Regions from separate parts of the Homo sapiens genome. Here region 2 is linked to region 1. Evidence: chromatin contacts called from ENCODE Hi-C or POLR2A ChIA-PET data. All regions are on one chromosome and are shown on one strand. The core of a region is the stretch at or near the end of the contact, and the rest is flanking DNA. Distances in the headings are between cores, read along the strand shown.

What was found. Hi-C counts contacts between places; a loop is a spot of excess contacts on that map. ChIA-PET counts read pairs that join two places held with the same protein, here RNA polymerase II (POLR2A).
Region 2: a loop to region 1 is called in a map of gastrocnemius medialis, with 9 times the contacts of the local background. The contact joins the promoter of FNIP1 here to the enhancer-like site in region 1. A Hi-C loop is called at or near these places in 1 of 168 maps with a recorded cell type or tissue (gastrocnemius medialis). POLR2A ChIA-PET finds 5 or more read pairs at or near these places in 1 of 52 experiments (A549).

The regions. Positions count from the first base shown.
Region 1 is chr5:127,873,116-127,879,566 of GRCh38, reverse strand. CCDC192 (coiled-coil domain containing 192) reads right to left here. Exons shown (of 7, transcript NM_001317938.2): 6 at 3,906-4,029. Among named protein-coding and RNA genes, the nearest start is that of CCDC192, 170 kb to the right of the region's middle. RefSeq lists enhancers at 3,531-3,610, 3,621-3,670. Within about 2 kb of position 3,871, at least 13 of the 41 ENCODE cell types and tissues checked have a DNase peak (open chromatin) inside an H3K27ac peak, as active enhancers do; they include gastrocnemius medialis, where a contact is called at or near this core.
Region 2 is chr5:131,791,892-131,798,433 of GRCh38, reverse strand. FNIP1 (folliculin interacting protein 1) reads left to right here and starts at 1,417. Exons shown (of 18, transcript NM_133372.3): 1 at 1,417-1,604. The coding sequence starts at 1,513. RefSeq lists silencers at 1,214-1,473, 1,524-1,803.

The DNA.
Region 1 (6,451 bases), core at 2,622-5,121:
GTTGCCATTGCTTTTGGTGTTTTAGACATGAAGTCCTTGCCCGTGCCTATGTCCTGAATGGTAATGCCTAGGTTTTCTTCTAGGGTTTTTATGGTTTTAGGTCTAATGTTTAAGTCTTTAATCCATCTTGAATTGATTTTTGTATAAGGTGTAAGGAAGGGATCCAGTTTCAGCTTTCTACATATGGCTAGCCAGTTTTCCCAGCACCATTTATTAAATAGGGAATCCTTTCCCCATTGCTTGTTTTTCTCAGGTTTGTCAAAGATCAGATAGTTGTAGATATGCGGTGTTACTTCTGAGGGCTCTGTTCTGTTCCATTGATCTATATCTCTGTTTTGGTACCAGTACCATGCTGTTTTGGTTACTGTAGCCTTGTAGTATAGTTTGAAGTCAGGTAGTGTGATGCCTCCAGCTTTGTTCTTTTGGCTTAGGATTGCTCTAGAAAACCCCATTGTCTCAGCCCAAAATCTCCTTAAGCTGATAAGCAACTTCAGCAAAGTCTCAGGATACAAAATCAATGTACAAAAATCACAAGCATTCTTATACACCAACAACAGACAAACAGAGAGCCAAATCATGAGTGAACTCCCATTCACAATTGCTTCAAAGAGAATAAAATACCTAGGAATCCTACTTACAAGGGATGTGAAGGACCTCTTCAAGGAGAACTACAAACCACTGCTCAAGGAAATAAAAGAGGATACAAACAAATGGAAGAACATTCCATGCTCATGGGTAGGAAGAATCAATATCATGAAAATGGCCATACTGCCCAAGGTAATTTACAGATTCAATGCCATCCCCATCAAGCTACCAATGACTTTCTTCACAGAATTGGAAAAAACTACTTTAAAGTTCATATGGAACCAAAAAAGAGCCCGCATCGCCAAGGCAATTTCATTTTATTTTTTGAGACAGAGTCTTGCTCTTTCACCAAGACTGGAGTGCAGTGGCACGATCTCAGCTCACTGCAACCTCTGCCTCCCAGGTTCAAGCAATTCTCATGCCTCAGCCTCCCAAGTAGCTGGGATTACAGGGATGCATCACCATGCCTGGCTAGGAGATATTGGTTTTGCCTATCACTCCTTTCCAGTAATGAGATATTCCTTTAAGAAAGTGGATTTCTCCTAATCCAGCTCTGTGCTTTTCGTAGGAGCTGCCAGCTGGAGCATTCTCCTTCCCCACATTTACTCCCTCTACCCTGCCACCCAGTGGTGGGGACATGACCACAGTTTGTTCAACCTTATTTCCTCAGCCCTGGCCACAAAGATTGGTTCATATCCACAGATGGGTACCCAACCTAAGCTAGGACTGAGTTCTTTCTTGCACTTTCCAACTAGAGTTAGTGGAAAAATGCTTTCTTTCTTCCCTGGAGATTATATGATAAGGAGGGCAGCCCATAGCTGCTTGTGGCCATATTTCCATTCTCTTCTGAAGTCTAGCCTGAGAGAATCAAGTCTCAATGCAGAGAGAAGCAGAGGTGAGTGACACCGTTTCCTGATGGTACTTTAGACTGGAATCCATCTTTAGAGAGAAGCAGAGATGAGTGACACAGTGTTTCCTGATGGTACTTTAGACTGGAATCCATCTTACTCCAAGGCTAGTGCAATGCTCTCTCTTGGTTTGTTTACATGTGCCGGTAAATCACCCTTTCTCCTTAAGCTGTTATGACTGGAGCATCTTTCATTTGCAAACAGAGGTCTGAGAACCCAAAACAAACATTTTACAAGATAATCAGGGGAGTGGTGGTGTTCTAGGTCCAGAAATATGTGTGTGGGGGGGTGGGCCAGCCCTCATTGTCCTGTGATTAAATAGGGGTCATTGTGTATTAAAGTTACTGGACATCTTTTCACACTTTATTCTGAAGTGAATTCAGAGGCCAAGGTGACCAGATTTCTGAGAATGCCAGTTAATATTATTCTGGGACAACAATGGCCTTGACAACCTCCCGGACTATTGAATGTGGGTGAGGCTGCAAGGGGCCTGTGGAAGAGCAAGAATGTGCAAATATTTGATTTAGGATCTTAGTGCTAGATGTCAGTCGACTGACTTAGTTTCCCCACCAAATAAGAGAAGCAACATGTAGCTCCAAAAGAAAATCACTGTTTTGATCCATAATGGATCTTACAATGACTGGCTTTATTTAAATTTTAAATTTGCATCTGTTCATAAATACCCATGTTTTTCTATACAGGTAGTTTAAAAAAAAAATCCACAAAAATAAAGAGAATAATGGGCAAAAAAAGGGTAAGATTTAATGTTTTCTTCCCTATCCCAAGCCATTAGAGTTCTAGTCCCTCAGTATTATTTAAATTTTGCCCTATCAAAATATCCAAGAAACAAAATTGTCATTATACAGTAAATAATATTGAAAAAAATGAAACTAATAAGAATTAGAGACCTTGCGATTATATATATATATTTTTGCACCGGGTTTAAAACGCAATTGAAAAGTTGAAAGCTTCTCGTAAGCGAGCTGGGGAACTTTCTCCAATGTGCTCTACAATCATTGTCAGTTTCTTCTAATGAAACCAGTGGAAAATCTGGCTAATGCCTCAGAATAAGGACTTTTAAATGGATAATATTCTGTGACGGATTTTATTCTTTTAGGTTTCATGGTGGTAAAAGCAAATTTACAAACTGCCTTTATGTTGTTTCATTGAAAGAAAAAACTGTTTCAAGTTCACAATGTTACATGGCATTTGAATCCTGGGAAAGCACTATACGAAATTGAAAATGAATATCAAATTCACATGAAAAGCTTTACCATGTAGTCAGGTGCTGGGAGTGTCTCCCTTTCTGAAACTACCACATCGCCTGCTTCCTCCTCCTCCATTTGATTCTGCATTGCTCCTCTTTTTCCACAATTACTCATGAGTAATAAAGAAAGCCAGAGTAAGAACGATGGCATGTTCCTGGCTTTGCAAGAGTGGCACACATCAAAGGAAGACATTTTTCCCAGGAACCACAGCTTTGCAAGAGATTCACCAGGCAGGAGTGAAGTTTGATATTACTGTGACATAGCAGAGGGAATGCCCTGAGTCTCCCAAAGCTGGGAAAGGCACACTAGGGTATGGTCAGCGGCTGCTCTAGAGGGTGACTCTCCAAGTGTTGCTTGTGCAGTGGCAAGGTAACACACATCTCTAAGCCTCTGCTTATTCTTAGGGAATTCTTAAATGTACTTACCTTAGAGGTTATTCTTAGAATTAAATAGACATGGAATGCTTAGCAAAATACCTGGCCCATAGCACTGTATTAATTGTTAACTAGTATTCTTGCTAAAATTACAGTCTGAGATTTGGAGTTTTTTTGTTTGTTGTTTGCTTGTTTGTTGCCTAATGGTGTGTTTATAATTTGTTAGCTGGAGAAGTCTTTTTTTAAAAAGTCAGAACCAATGTGGCTATTAACAATTTTCTGAACTACCCACATTTCATCTCCAGCCAGCCTTCTCTGCTTGTTTCTGGTTCATTTGCCTATTGGTAAAAAAAAAAAAAAAAAAAAAATTCTGTTCTCTTCCCTGTGCCCTAGTCTGTCAGCCTGTGCTTTCAGACAGCTCTGTCTCACTCCAGAGCTCAGTCCCTGCAGGCACCTGCCTTCCTTCTTACGCCCTGCCCTCCCCCTGCTACCACCCAGCTTGTGCAGTGACACTTCTCAGATCTATTTCAGTCTAGCTCTTCAGCCTCACAGACTTTCCCTTAACGAGCAAACCGCTTATTCATTCCCTGCCCCTCTCAAGGTGAAAGTGAATCCAGCCTGGAGTTAGTAGTTCATGTGCTGTCTCTACTGGTGCCACACAGAGGTCAGACCAGGCCTGTAGCCTCGTTTTTTTTGCTTCGTTGCCAATACAACTACATACATCACCCAGCTGACGGGCCAGTGTGGATCTGTCACGTGGTAATACTGACCTCTAGGGGCTGGCTTTCCTTCATATAGAGTCTTTATCTTCTCATTGAGTTCCAGAACTGTGATGGCATTAGCTGTTGCCAAATCAGTCTGTAGTTTTTTCACTTTCTTTTCATGCTTTAGTTTCTTAAAAAAAAAAAAAATAAGAGTTTCCATCACTAGGGACAGACGCATCAAAGAAATAAAAGGAATGAATGATGTCTGAACAAACACTGCCTTTGAAGCCTGCTTAGATGAAACACTCCCTGTTTATCTAGATTGAGTCCTGTTTGAGGTTTGTGAAACAGTGTATGTGCTCCTGTCAGAGTGTTTGAACCCTCAACAAAAAAAAGCCCACTCTCTTCATCATAGTATCTTTTACACTGTTGAAGAGTTTTTACCTGGGTCAGAACCCTGTTGCTTATAATAGAGGCAGTTAGAAGAACTCTACTTGCCAGTTGGCATTTGCCACCGAGGTACTAATGCCTACTAGTATCAGATTTTTTTTCCCATCTGTAAGTAGACTCATATGAAATAGAGCCTTGATTCTAAGTCATTTCCCCCTCAACACCATAATGGTTTGCTTTCAAATACACTCTAAAGTGTGATACGACCACCAAACGCTGGTGTTTTCTGATATTTAGTATGGGATCCATACAGGGAAAGTGTCAAGGGTAAGAAAGCGTCAAGCATAAGAATGGTTTTTAAGCAGTAATGAACAGGAATGCCTTACTCTAAAATAATTTGATTTATGAGATCGAAATCTTTGGGAGAACTGCATTAGGAACTTGTTACATAATCAAAGGATTCACCTCGAGACTTCATGACTCGAAAGTTCCTTTTAGGGTTTCAGAGTAGATTTGATTCATTAAAATTGGATTTATCTGCAACTTTGGAGAAGCTGTCTGTTGTGAAAGGTGTTGCATTTGCGCTTTCGTGTTGCTTTTGTATAGCTACCTTTCCACTGAAGAGCTCACCTTGCCAAGTCTTTGTGGGCTGGTAATTAGGAAGCCGGGAAAATAATCTACTAACATTTCTTATCAGACATAAATCTTGAGATAGGGAAGGGATGGTTTTTGCTCACTAGGTAAGATCATATTCTTCCCTGGCCTCTGAAGGCACTATACTCAGGCAGTAGGGAACCACTCTCCTCTTTGAGAGTAACACCAGTAAAATCAATTTATCAAAAATGGTCTTAAATAGAAACAGGCCTCTCATTTCAAAGACCCCTCATTTCACTTTTTGCTTTGTTGCCAGTACAACTACATACATCATCTGGATGATTTATGAGATCTAAACCTTTGGGAGGTCACCCAGATCAGGTTATCTTCTAGACCCCAAACAGGAAGATCAGCACTTCACTAAAGCTTAGTTAATGGCATGAACATGGCTAAAAGAAATGTGTTACTCGAAGGAGAATGGTAGTCATGGAACTTCTTTAAGGGGAGTTAGAGGGTAGAATTAGGCAGGGTTCAGCCAGCACAATCCAGGTGAGAGGTACCGTGAGCCACAACACAGAGGCCTGGTTTTCATGGCAGTACTTGTAAAGAGGTGGCACTAATTATTAGAATGCATCCTCTGGGTGTCAGACACGATGCTGGCCAGCTGTTGAAACATGAAGGCTGATAGTCTCTGCCTCCAAGTCATGAAGACCTTCTAATGAATTCCCTTCTTCTGAGCCTCCATTCACTGAAAGCCTTCATAATTTGGCCTGTCATGTAGATTAATTCAGGAGAGACCAAGCTGACCAAGAAATATGTCTGGGTATTTGACAGCTGGACAGCTGTGTTTTTCAATTATTAAGTTGGCATTTTAATATATACCTCTGTCTCTGGTGAGTTGGTTTGGATCAACTTGTTCATGAGGATCTCATCTATCCCAGGCCTGTGGTGACAGCACCTTGTGAGGTCCTGGATGGTAACCATTGACCTTTTCCACTTCAATACTGTTCCATGCTCAAATTTCTACACTTTCTTTTTACAATTTAGAACTTTGGAGATATAGAGTAGGAGGAAGGGCACAGAAATGAAAATTGAGAAAGTGGAGAGAATGAGGGAAAATGAGGCAAGAGAGATTGTGAAGGGAGTGCTAGAAAGTGTCCAAAAAGAACTAACAATAATATGTGTGCTGAAATGTTAAGGACTAGGTGTGCTGATGAGAGCAAGTTGCACTGAAATGCATAAATAAGACAGTTTGATAGAGAAACAATAGATACGTGTTAAACCGAAGATAGTAAAATATTCACTATAGAATCTAGTTTTTGAGTTATATGGGTGTTTACTATATAATTATTTCAACTTTTTTGTATGTTTGCAATTTTTCATTATAAGATATTAGGGGGAGAAAGAACTGAAGATTTATCTTCCTTACATTGCCCCTCCCTTAATTCTTAATAAATGGTATTCAAATTCTCAAATCATGTCACAACTATTCATATGCAGATATGTATTTTTCCAGAAACTTTTCTCAAAGTATGCATTGACAGTAAATAAACACAAGAAAAAATAAATGCAGTGAGGTGAGAATTAATGAACAGTCACTAGGAGCTGGCATGGTGTCTGTCACTAAG
Region 2 (6,542 bases), core at 168-2,667, 3.9 Mb before region 1:
GAACTCGTGACCTCAGGTGATCCACTCGCCTCGGCCTCCCAAAGTGCTGGGATAACAGGCGTGAGCCACAGCGCCCGGCCACACCTGGCTAATTAAAATTTTTTTTTTTTTTTTTTTTTTGTAGAGACAGGGTCTTACTGTTGCCCAAGCTGGTTTCGAACTACAGAGCTAAAGCGATCTGCCTGCCTCGGCCTTGCAGTGTTGCGATTACAGACGTGAGCTACCACGCCTGCCCAAAGTATTTTTATCCAGCCTTCCAACCATATACAAGTTATTTCCTAAATTTCTCTGAGGATTACATCCCATTGTACGAGCTTCCTCATCCTGGAGGGGGAGTGAGTGAATGGATGGGGTTGCTGAAAATTTATAAGATTAGTTTGATACAAACTCTGATATATTTTGGTTCCATGGGTTAAATAAGACTGTGAGGTCACATGTGAGCAATGTTTTTCTTTTTTTAGAAAGCGTTTCTTCCCTGTAACTTGACTAAAATTCCACAGTTCCTCCCGTCTTCATACCTAAACATTAAGATAGATTTATTAAAAATCTAAATAATTAGCGTAAAGGGTTAGATATCTGTACATATATGTCTTTAGGCTTCCTGACTTCGTTGGTTTCACCTGATTTTGTTGGTTAACAAGGAAACAGCCTAACTCCTGAGCCTCCAATCGCTAGCTCTTCCAAGAGACTAATTCCCGGTGTCAGGGTTCTAGGCGCTAGTACAAACTGCCCGCAGTGCCTGCTCGAGGTCGTCTTTGCGGGGAGCCATGGCTGTGGCAGGGGTCCCGGCAGTTTCCTTCACCAGTCCCTGTGAGCCAGCCCCCGCGCTGTCCAGATCCCAGACCTCTCGCGGGCCGGCGCAGCCTTCTAAGGGCGGTCCTGGGGTCCTGGGCTCAAAGTCCAGCCTTGGCCGCGGCCCCACGGGTACGCTTGTGGGCCTTCCGTGCTCCAGGAGCCGCCAGACTCTGCCCGGCGCGGAATGGAGGTGTGAAGCCGCAGAAGCTAGGGAGGGGCTGACAAGGAAGAGTCGGTTGCCCGTGGTTCCCTACGCAACTCTGTGGGTGCGGGGAGTCGAAGCCTTCTGCACTCCAAGGCTCCTGGCATCGTCCCCGCGCCACCCCGGCGTACCCTCTGATGGTCGCTGACAGCTTCACAGGGGAAGATCGAGACTGACCCTTCTCCCGCTACACATCCCTAGCCACCTTCCAGTCCTGTCCTCTCGGCTCACGCCCCGCCCCTGCCACGTGACGGGACCCGCCAGTGAGCCTATGGGAGGCAGCTCCGCCCCACGCCCCCACCTTGCCCCTTGCTCCGCGCGCCGCCACGTGATGCGGCCCCCCTCCAGCCAATGAGTGCCGGCCTTGCCTCGCGCCCCGCCCCGCGCGCCGTGGCCGTTTGAAGTGACTAATTTCTGTCATATGACTGAGGCGCCCATGGGGGTGGCGGGGCGGCTGTAGGAGCAGGGGCCTAGCAAGCGCCCAGCGGAGCGACCCCTGCCTGGCCGTGGCTAGCATGGCCCCTACGCTGTTCCAGAAGCTCTTCAGCAAGAGGACCGGGCTGGGCGCGCCCGGCCGCGACGCCCGGGACCCAGATTGCGGGTTCAGGTAGGGCGCTGTGGGGCGGGGGTCGCGGAGCCGATGGCCTTGTGGGCTCCGGGCTCCAGGGGTGTTGGGGCCTTCGGTGTTCCGACCCGAGCGGAAGCGCCGCGCCGAGAGCAGCATCTGGTCCTCGGTGGGGTGGAGCCGGCTGCGGGCTAGCGCCGAAGGGTTGGAGCGAGGTCCTACCTTTTATTTTACCCCACCCGCCTCGCCGTTGCCCCTTCCCCCTCCTCCCGTCGGTTTGTTTACGACCTGCCCCCAGCCACGCGCGACTCTGCTCCTCCGGACCTAGCACCGCGGCCTGAGACTTTGGGTCCACACGCCTTCCTGGCACCGAGTAGAGTTGGGCGCGGGCTGGATTGGACCTCAGCCGCCGTACTCCGGGCCGCGAAGTTCTCCCCTCCTCCCCGTGACCAGTTGTCCTCCGGGCGCTGCGTTCCAGCTCCGTTGGCGTTGTGGAGAGAGCGGCACGTTTGGCCAAGCTTCTGAGTTGAGAGAAGGCTGGAGGAGCGAGTAGGCAACGTGCCGTTCTTTCAGGTTTCTTGGACGCTAAAATTGGAGGTGTGCAGTAACCGGACCGAGCGACCTTAATGTTATCGAAGGAGAAATGTGAAACTTGAGTTTAGGGTTACTGCCGAAGGAAGACCAAATTGAATGAAATCTGGCCTTGGAATTGGCTGTAGATTCTTCCTCCTCGAATTGTTACTGAAAAGGAGTCTTAAAAATTGAAAATGTTAGTAGAGCATTTTGTAGTGTTACAGGCTTTGTTAATTTTTCATTGTAGTACCTGTTGCTGGCAGAGTAACTTTTCAGAATTGTAAGATTTGATATAAACCTGAATTCAAGGTAAAATTTAGTCGTTAAACTGCACCTGAGGAGATTATGTCCAAACAGCCTTTATACGTATTGCAGTGTGGAAACTTGCAAATATAACTAGGCTAAATGTCAAATGCCACACGTTTTAAACTTGGTAGGATAGCAAAGAGCCCAGTTGTACAACAATAGTAGAAACAAAAAAATAAAATAAAAATAAAAAAAGAGAATCTGTCAAATTTTGGAACAGGCGAAGTTGCCACACTGGTTTAAGAAATTTTGCTATTCTTAAAATTATTCACTCTCTCTTGCTAATGCAGGTCTCATCAGGAAAAATTCAGTAAATGCATATGGAATTGAAGAGGTTTTTCTACGTATCTGTCTTTTCCCCTGAAAAATAAATGTGTCATGCTCATCTGTCTCTCTTTAAACATTTCTTTAGTGTTTTTCCTTTGAAAAATGAAAGTGCAGGTTAGATAATACTACATTGAGCCATCTAGTAACTCAAGCGACAATAGGAAACAGGTTCCGATAGGATATTTAAAAGGTGGCATTTGAATAGACAACTGCTTTCTATTTCTGGACAAAGATTGACTTTGGGTACGTAGGTTTACAAGGCTCTCAAGTCACTCATATGAAAAAACATTTTCACGTCTGGTTTTCAAAAATGTAAAGTCTACTACATAGTTGCGTAATACTATTTTACAGTTACCAAAGAACTTTCTCATCAGTTATCTTATTTGATGTTTCACAGCAATCTTACGAGATAGAGCAAGTAGCAGTGCAGATAACTATATACTTTTGCCAGTGGAAGTAAGAATTATCTGTAAGCCCAATAACTGCAGTACATTATGGAATCTCTCACTTTAAAAATAAAACTTGTGCATGTGAGAAATGAAAACTGATGAAACAGAATAGGCATATCTGAAGGAAAAAAAACCATTCTGGTTAATGTCACATAGCTAATAACTTACAGATCTAATCAACCCAGGGTTTTTTAAAAACTATTTCATTGAGCTATAATTTATACACAATAAAGTATAAATACATTTTAAGCATACATCGTATACAGTTGTGTACCCACCACCCCCATGAAGTTTTAGAACACTTCCATCACCCAAAAAGTTCCCTCATGCTCTGTTGTAGCCTAACTCCTCCTCACCCGTGGCAGTCACTGATACTTTCTGTCATAGTCTTGTGTCTGTCTTGTTTGTTGCATTTATTAGTTCCTTTTTTTCTCACTCTGTCAACAGGCTGTAGTACAGTGGCGTGACCACGCTTAATACACTGTCAACCTCCTGGGCTCAAGGGATCCTCTCACCTTGGCCTCCCAAAGTTCTGGGCTTACAGGGATGAGCCACCACACCCAGCCAGTTCCTTCAATTTTATCACTGAATGGTATTCCATTGTATGGCTATACCATGATTTGTTTATTCAGCCACTAGTTGGAGGACATATTTTTTCCCCAGATTTGGGCTATTATGAATAATGCTGCTGTTAATGTTTGTGTATAAATCTTTATGTGGACATATATTTTCTTTTCTCTTGGATAGAAATCTAGGAGTGGGGTTGCAGAGTCATGTGCTAAATGTTGTGTTTAACTTTAAAAAAAAATTGTCAGACTTTTCCAAAATAGTTGTACCATTTTGTATTCTCAGTAGCAATGCATGAAGGTTACAGGTTCTTCACAATCTCTTCAATATTGATATTGTTATTTTTGTTCTTTTTTAATTAAAAATTTTTATTGTAAAAAAAATATGAAATTTACTTTTTTTTTTTTTTTTTTTTTTTTTAGATGGAGTCTCACTTGTTGCTCAGGCTAGAGTGCCATGATACAATCAAGGCTCATTGCAGCCTTGACCTCCTGGGCTCTAGTAATCCTCTCACCTCAGCCTCCTGAGTAGGCTCCTAAGTATCCTCCCACCTTGGCCTCCCAAAGTGCTGTAATTACAGGCATGAGCCACCATGCCTGGCCAAAATTTACTGTCTTAATCGTTTTTTTATTCTTTTGATTATAGCCATTCTAGTGGTATCTTGTGGTTTTAATTTGCATTTCCCGAAGATCATATTCAGCATCTTTTTATATAACCCAGGTTTTTGAGTAGACTAACATTTTGTTTTCATTCTAGTATACCATGCTTTCATTGCTGGAATCCTTTTTTGGGTGTTTTGTTTTGTTCTAGTCAGCCTAAATTGTTAAATCAGGCTTGGGTGTAGTTAGCCATTGGCAACTAACTGTAGCTCAGTCCCTAAGAGGCAGTTCCTAGAGTAACCAATATACAAAGCTCAGTAATTGTAAGCCACAGCAGGACTTTAGAATAGGAGAGACTTCCGATAAAGAAGCTTTAGGAACCTTTCTGTATTGTCTTTTATGGTTACCCCATTGGAAGAGATGGCCAGGAAATACCCCCTTCCCTTGTCTTCACTCTAAGGTCTCTTACCATATCGATTTCTATGTGCTTATCTAAGATTCTTGAGCTGGAGATGAGTTTGAAAAATATTATGGGGAGTGTATTTTTTCAGTCATTTATAGAATTGAGACAGTAATTTGTTTTCTCCATTTCAAGAATTTGGGAGAAAAGGCTGTTTCTAGTAGAAAATATTGCTTTATGTTCTCTCCATTTTCTTCCAGTGGAAGTAAAAAGTATAAGCCCAATAACTATAGTACATATAAAAGTGATTATTTTGGGCTGGGTTTGGTGGCTTATACTTGTAATCCCAGCACTTTGGGAGGCCCATGGCGGGAGGAGTGCTTGAGCCCAGGAGTTCAAGACCAGCCAGGGCAACATGGCAAAACCCCTGTCTCTACAAAAAATATAAAAAATTAGCCATGTGTGGCAGCATGCACCTGTAGTCCTAGCTACTCAGGATGCTGAGGTGGGAGGTTGCTTAGCCTGGGAGGTTAAGGCTGCAGTGATGAGCCATGATTGCGCCACTGCACTAGTCTAGCCTGGGCAACAGAGTGAAATCCTGTCTCAAAAAAAAAGATTGTTTTAAATAAAATTCCTGAAAACTAATTTGGCAAAGAAGGTTGTTTTGAAGTGAAATGTTTGTAGGGCATAATTAATGTTTTGTTAAATAATGTCTGGATTTTTGTTATACAGGTTGAGTATCCTTTACCTGAAATGCCTGGTTCTAGAAGTGTTTTGGATTGTGGAATTTTTTGGATTTTTGAATACTTGCATATGCATAATGTGTTTTTTCAGAGGTGGGACCTAAGTCTAAACATAAAATTCATTTTTATTTCATACATACCTTGTACACATAATAGCACATAATTTATACAGTACTTTTTAATGATTTTGTGCACAAAGTGTCGACTGCATTTTGACTCCTCACATGAAGTCAGATGTGAAGTTTTCCACTGTGGCGTCTTGTCAGTGATCAAAAAAATTTTGGACTAGAGATGCTCATCCTGTATCCCAAATATATGAACATTTATTCTGATTCTTTATATCAGGGATTCTTAAGGTACTCAGCCTTTTAACTGGTCTTTCTGTGATCACTCTTGCCTTTTTCCAAACTACCCTCAATATGTCACTTTTTAAAAAGTGCCAATTGTGGCTGGGCACGGTGGCTCATGCCTGTAATCCCAGCACTTTGGGAGGCCGAGGCAGGTGGATCACCTGAGGTCAGGAGTTCCAGACCAGCCTGGCCAATGTGGTGAAACCCCATCTCTACTAAAAATGCAAGAATCAGCTGGGTGTGGTGGCGGGCGCCTGTAATCCCAGCTACTCAGGAGGCTGAGGCAGGAGAATCGCTTGAACCCGGGAGGCGGAGGTTGCAGTGAGCTGAGATCGCGCCATTGCACTCCACCCTGGGCAACAAGAGTGAAACTCCGTCTCAAAAAAAAAAAAAAAAAGTGCCAGTTATCATCATGAACAGCAGACAAAATGAGACAAAATGATGTATAGAATTTAATATCTTCATAACAGGTTTATTTTAAGGATTCAGAGATAAGTCATGTAAAGAACTTAATGTGGTGCTTAGCACATGGCTTTCAGGAACCAGAAGTAGTTGTTACTGTTATATCAGTTTTGTGTAAAAACCACTTAGTTTGGGCCCAGACTCATTAAAGGATGGCTTTTGCCCATTCTACATAGTATGGCTTTTGCTAATTTGCTAGCCTTG